Linked DNA regions of Homo sapiens: region 2 is linked to region 1. The links are chromatin loops, found by intact Hi-C in ENCODE. Cell type or tissue: mammary epithelial cell. All regions are shown on one strand.

Region 1 (2,500 bases):
GACTGTGAGCTGGGGTCAGTCCATGGGTCGGACAGCAGGAGGATACAGCGCATGGAACTGGGGGGACCCCAGGAAAGGCCTCCAAGAGAAGGAGCGTGTCGACAAGAGGGTGGTGGGTGCAGCAGGTGCTGCAGGTTTCAGGGAGTGGAAGGTTGGGACAGGAGAGCCCAGACAGCCAGGACCACGCCCTGCCCACTGGTGATTCACCTCCCAACCTCAGCTGGGATGTTTTTCTAGTTTCCCAGGAAATATCTAATTCCTGCACACCTCCTGTCCTGCCTCGGGGCCTGGGCTTCCGGGAGGAGGTGGCCTGGACCAGGCCTTGAGGATGAGGCAGGAGGAGGCTGGGGCCGTGGGTGCTGGGCCGTCTCCTGGTCTGCTGAGCAGGGTGGGGGCCTCTCTGGGGCTGAGCACCAGGCGCTAGGCTGCTCTGCGCAGGTACTGCCTCACCACTGTAAGCCAGGATGCCAGGCAGGGAGTGAGCATTGAGGCCAGCTTGGGGCGCCCTGGTGTTCCGGGCAGGGCAGAGACAAGGCGAGGAGGTGGCAGCCGAGCTGGCCACGCAGGACAGACGGGTCCTCACGCCATGCCAGCCCTTCCCTGACGCATGGTGACCAGCTCCACAGCAGGGCAGGGCAGGCGCGTGGCATGCAGAGGTCTCCAGGCGTGGGACAGATGGGTCACTGCCCTGACCCTGTGCCAGGACTTAGCGTGCCAGGCTCCCCGCCTTGCCCCGTTGCTGGCCCCCACCAGAGGGTGACCACACCCAGGCCAGCCACGAGAACTTGTCTGACCAGTCCTGGGGGCAGACTGCCAAGAAGGTGGGCAGGGGTGAGGAGGGGCCATTTGCTTCCACCCAGCGGGGCTGTGAGTGGTTCTGGGGTCCTGCCCACCTGTCCCAACCCTTCTTGGTCCCTCAACTCTGCTCTGCCTGCAGTCTGGTGTGGACACACTGATCATACCTCCCGGAACCTGGGCCTCCCAGGGTGGCCTGGAGGCTGCAGACGGGCAGAGCAGCCAGGAGCTGCCCACCAAGGAGGCGTCTGGCACTGTCTGGGGTCCCGAGCTGGGAGCGGGGATCCCCAGACACGGAGCTGGTGCGCCACCTGGAGTCCATGTGGACTGGTGCAGCCCTCTGCCGTCCAGCCGGCATCAAGGTGAGGCTGAGAAGCCACACAGATCCACAGACAAGCACAGTGGCAAAGTCTGCAGAAGGCTCTGAGCCAGGAGGGAACCCTGGCAGGCTTCCTAGAGGAGGAGATGTGAGCAGAGGCCAAGGCAGGAAAACATTCCAGTATGGAGGGGAGGTTAAGGGAAGGAGAGGGTAAGAGTGAGGGAGCGGAGGGAAGGGGAGGGGAGGGGGAGGGGGAGGGTGGGGGAGGGGAGAGGTGAGGGAGGTTTTGAGTGTGGCGAAGGGTGTGAGCGTGCTGAGAAGCCCTAAGAGTGGGGAAATGGACCCCAAGGCCAGCCTGGATAAGGTGTTAGCAGAAGCTGGCTGGGTCTGGACAGGAGGGGGTGGGCAGGGGGCGGGGGGCACCTTATCTCTTGCAAGTGGGTGGTGCCGTTAGATCTAGTTTCAAGGCTTTGTGGCTGAAACGGGAGCCCACGCCCGCCACAGCTGGCCACCTGCCTCTCTCCTGACTCCCGTGCAAGGCCAGTAATGCAACCCAGGAGGGAGCCGCAGGGCGCCCTGGGTCCCCCACTCCCTTCTCCGGCCACCCCGTGGCTGTGCATAGCTGCCCAGCAGAGCCCATGCAGGTAAGAGGCCTGGGCTCAGGTCGGCCAGGAGGGTGGGGGCCTGGAGCTGGGCCAGGGTGGTGCTGCGGGAACAGGAGGCTGCCCGGCTGGTGCCCACATGAACCAGAAGTGTGCAGACCCTGGTTCTGCCTGTGCCCGGTGCCACGCTCCCTCCCAGGTCTGCACGCACCACCCCCACAGACCCAGCGCCTGACCTCTGGGGTGGGCTCCTGGGGCCAGCACCCCATCCAGGCGGAAGGTCCTCGAGGCAGGCTGTCCACCGCTGGCTTCCCTCTGGCAGGATGCTGCAGCCGGAGGGCCCCCAGGCCTCGGAGGAGGGGGGCCCCCGGAGGAGAGGACAGACTGCATCATCTGCTGCTCGGCCTATGACCTCTCCGGGCACCTGCCCCGCCGCCTCTACTGTGGACACACCTTCTGCCAGGCGTGTGTGCGGCGGCTGGACACACCGGCGCCCGAGCAGCGCTGGATCCCCTGTCCGCAGTGCCGTCAGAGCACGCCCACGCCTCGCGGAGGGGTGGCCATGCTAGACCTGGACCTGGCTGCTTTCCTGGCGGTCAAGGCTGAGCGGGAGCCGGCAAGACTAGAACCCCTGCCCCTCACCTCCCTCAAAGGCAGCGCCATCACTCGGCAGCCAGCTGGGCTGTGCCCTGCCCTGGGACCCCAGCCCCACTTCCCCCAGCCCAGATACTGCTGCTGGGGCTGTGGCAGCCTCTGCTGCCCACCCCTAGGCAGCCCCGAGGTC
Region 2 (2,500 bases), 110 kb before region 1:
GGAGCCTGGCCAGCAAGGGTGAGAGGCTGCTGAGCCCAAACCCTCCCCTCGAGGTCCATCTGCCCTCTCCAGACCATCTAGGCAGCTCCTCCACACCCCGATTCCTGCTGGGACACCCAGTCCCACCCTCTATGGCTCACAGACTGGGGGCCATGCCCGGCCACACATCACGTCTGTGCTGTCCCTCAGACTGAAAGGCTATCGGCGGGCGGCTGGCCGTGACCTACTGCATCCGCACTTGGGGCCGTGCTGGTCTGTGTGCTGAATTATACATAATATAAAATTGACCACTTAACCACTTCCGCGTGTGAAATTTGGTGGCATTAGGTACATTCCTGCCTTCACAACGCTGTGCACCGTCATCACTATTTTCCACTATCTCATCACCCCCAGTAGAAACTGTAGCCATTAAACAATGGACCCCAGCCCCTGGCACTCACCATTCTACCATCTGTCTCTGTGGCTCTGCTGACTCCAGGTACGTCATATCAGTGGAATCCTACAGCATTTTGTCCTTTTTTTTTTTCGAGACAGAGTCTCACTCTGTTGTCCAGGCTGGAGTGAAGTGACACGATCTCGGCTTACTGCAACTTCCGCCTCCTGGGTCCAGGCCATTCTCCTGTCTCAGCCTCCGGAGTAGCTGAGATTACAGGCACCCACCACCACGCCTGGCTAAATTTTGCATTTTTAGTAGAGACAGGTTTTCAGCATGTTGGCCAGGCTGGTCTTGAACTCCTGACCTCAGATGATCTGTCAGCCTCAGCCTCCCAAAGCGCTGGGATTACAGGCGTGAGCCACCACACCCGGCCTGTTTTAGCCATTGTGAATATTGATGCGATGAACATGGCTGTGAAATGCCTGCTTTTTTTTTTTTTTTTTTTTTTTTTGAGACAGTCTCGCTCTGTTGCCCAAGCTGGAGTGCAATGGCGCAATCTCAGCTCACTGCAAGCTCCACCTCCCGGGTTCAAGCAATTCTCCTGCCTCAGCCTCCTGAGTAGCTGGGATTACAGGCGCACATCCACATGCCTGGCTAATTTTTGTATTTTTAGTAGACACGGGGTTTCACTGTGTTAGTCAGGATTGTGGGTGGCAAGCCACTCAGGTGCCAAGGCAAGAGACCGAGGACATGAGCTGTTCCAGTATAATAAAATATAAAACAAGAATAGTTATACCAGATATAGATCTTAGATATGATTATATATGAATATAATTAATCATTAGTAGTACTTATTCTTTATTCCAATATTATAATAATCCTCACTCTACAATCATAACCTAGGAAAAACCAGGCCATACAGAGATAGGAGCTGAGGGGACATAGTGAGGAGTGACCAGAAGACAAGAGTGCGAGCCTTCTGTTATGCCAGGACAGGGCCACCAGAGGGCTCCTTGGTGTAGCGGTGATGCCAGCATCTGGGAAGACACCTGTTGCCAAGCAGACCATGGTCTAGCAGTAGCGTCAGTGTCAAGGGAAAACACCTGCTACTTAGCAGACAGGGAAAGGGAGTTTCCCTTTCCCCTGGGGAGTTTAGAGAAGACTCTGCTCCTCCACCTCTTGTGGAGGGCCTGACATCAGTCAGACCCGCCCGCAGTTATCCGGAGGCCTAACCGTCTCCCTGTGATGCTGTGCTTCAGTGGTCACACTCCTAGTCCACCTTCATGTTCCATCCTGTACACCTGGCTCTGCCTTCTAGATAGCAGTAGTCAATTAGTGAAAGTACTAAAAGTCTCTGATACGCAGAAATAATGGCGTAAGCTGTCTCTCTCTCTGTCTCCTCTCCCTCTCTCTGCCTAGGCTGCCAGGCAGGGAAGGGCCCCCGTTCAGTGGACACATGACCCACATGGCCTTACCTATGACTGGAGATGGCTCACACTCTTTACCCTGCTCCTTTGTCTTGTATCCAATAAATATCAGTGCAGCCTGCCATTTGGGGCCACTACCGGTCTCTGCGACTTGGTGGTAGTGGTCCCCCTGGCCCAGCTGTCTTTTCTTTTATCTCTTTGTGTTCTGTCTTTATTTCTACACTCTCTCATCTCCACACACGGGGCGAGACCCACTGACCCTGTAGGGCTGGTCCCTACACAGGATGGTCTTGATCTCCTGACCTCATGATCCGCCCACATTGGCCTCCCAAAGTGCTGGGATTACAGGCGTGCGCCACCATGTCCAGCCTGTGGTTTTGATTTGCATCTCCCTAACGATTAGTGATGTTGAACATTTTCCCTGTGTTGACTGGCCATTTGTATGTCTTCTTTGGAAAAATGCCTATCAAATCCTTCGCCCATTTTTGAATTGGGTTGTTTTTTGTTGAGTTTTATGATTTTTAAAAATCATCTGGATTGGCCGGGCATGGTGGCTCACGCCTGTAATCCCAGCACTTTGGGAGGCCGATGCGGGTGGATCACGAGGTCAGGAGATCAAGACCATCCTGGCTAACACAGTGAAACCCCGTCTCTACTAAAAATACAAATATATATATATATATATATATATGTTAGC

What was found. Hi-C counts contacts between places; a loop is a spot of excess contacts. Peaks named below come from ENCODE experiments on the same cell type or tissue, not always from the same donor. Only the 100,000 strongest peaks of a DNase experiment are listed, where the experiment ranks them.
Region 2: a loop joins it to region 1, with 10 times the contacts of the local background. A loop is called at or near these places in 107 of 110 quality-filtered maps.

The regions. Positions count from the first base shown.
Region 1 is chr9:137,226,584-137,229,083 of GRCh38, forward strand. RNF224 (ring finger protein 224) reads left to right here and starts at 919. Exons shown (of 3, transcript NM_001190228.2): 1 at 919-1,278; 2 at 1,569-1,758; 3 at 2,039-2,500. The coding sequence starts at 1,753. RefSeq lists enhancers at 588-1,088, 878-1,027, 1,222-1,847 and silencers at 1,014-1,308, 1,128-1,197. In mammary epithelial cell, a CTCF peak has its summit at 1,100 (motif pointing left); DNase peaks (open chromatin) are centred at 258, 808 and 1,118; H3K27ac peaks cover 1,031 bases.
Region 2 is chr9:137,117,479-137,119,978 of GRCh38, forward strand. LOC124902314 (a long non-coding RNA gene) reads left to right here. Exons shown (of 2, transcript XR_007061874.1): 2 at 1-300. It also overlaps a transcript of DPP7 not described here. Among named protein-coding and RNA genes, the nearest start is that of DPP7, 4.0 kb to the left of the region's middle. In mammary epithelial cell, a CTCF peak has its summit at 1,386 (motif pointing right); a DNase peak (open chromatin) is centred at 1,423.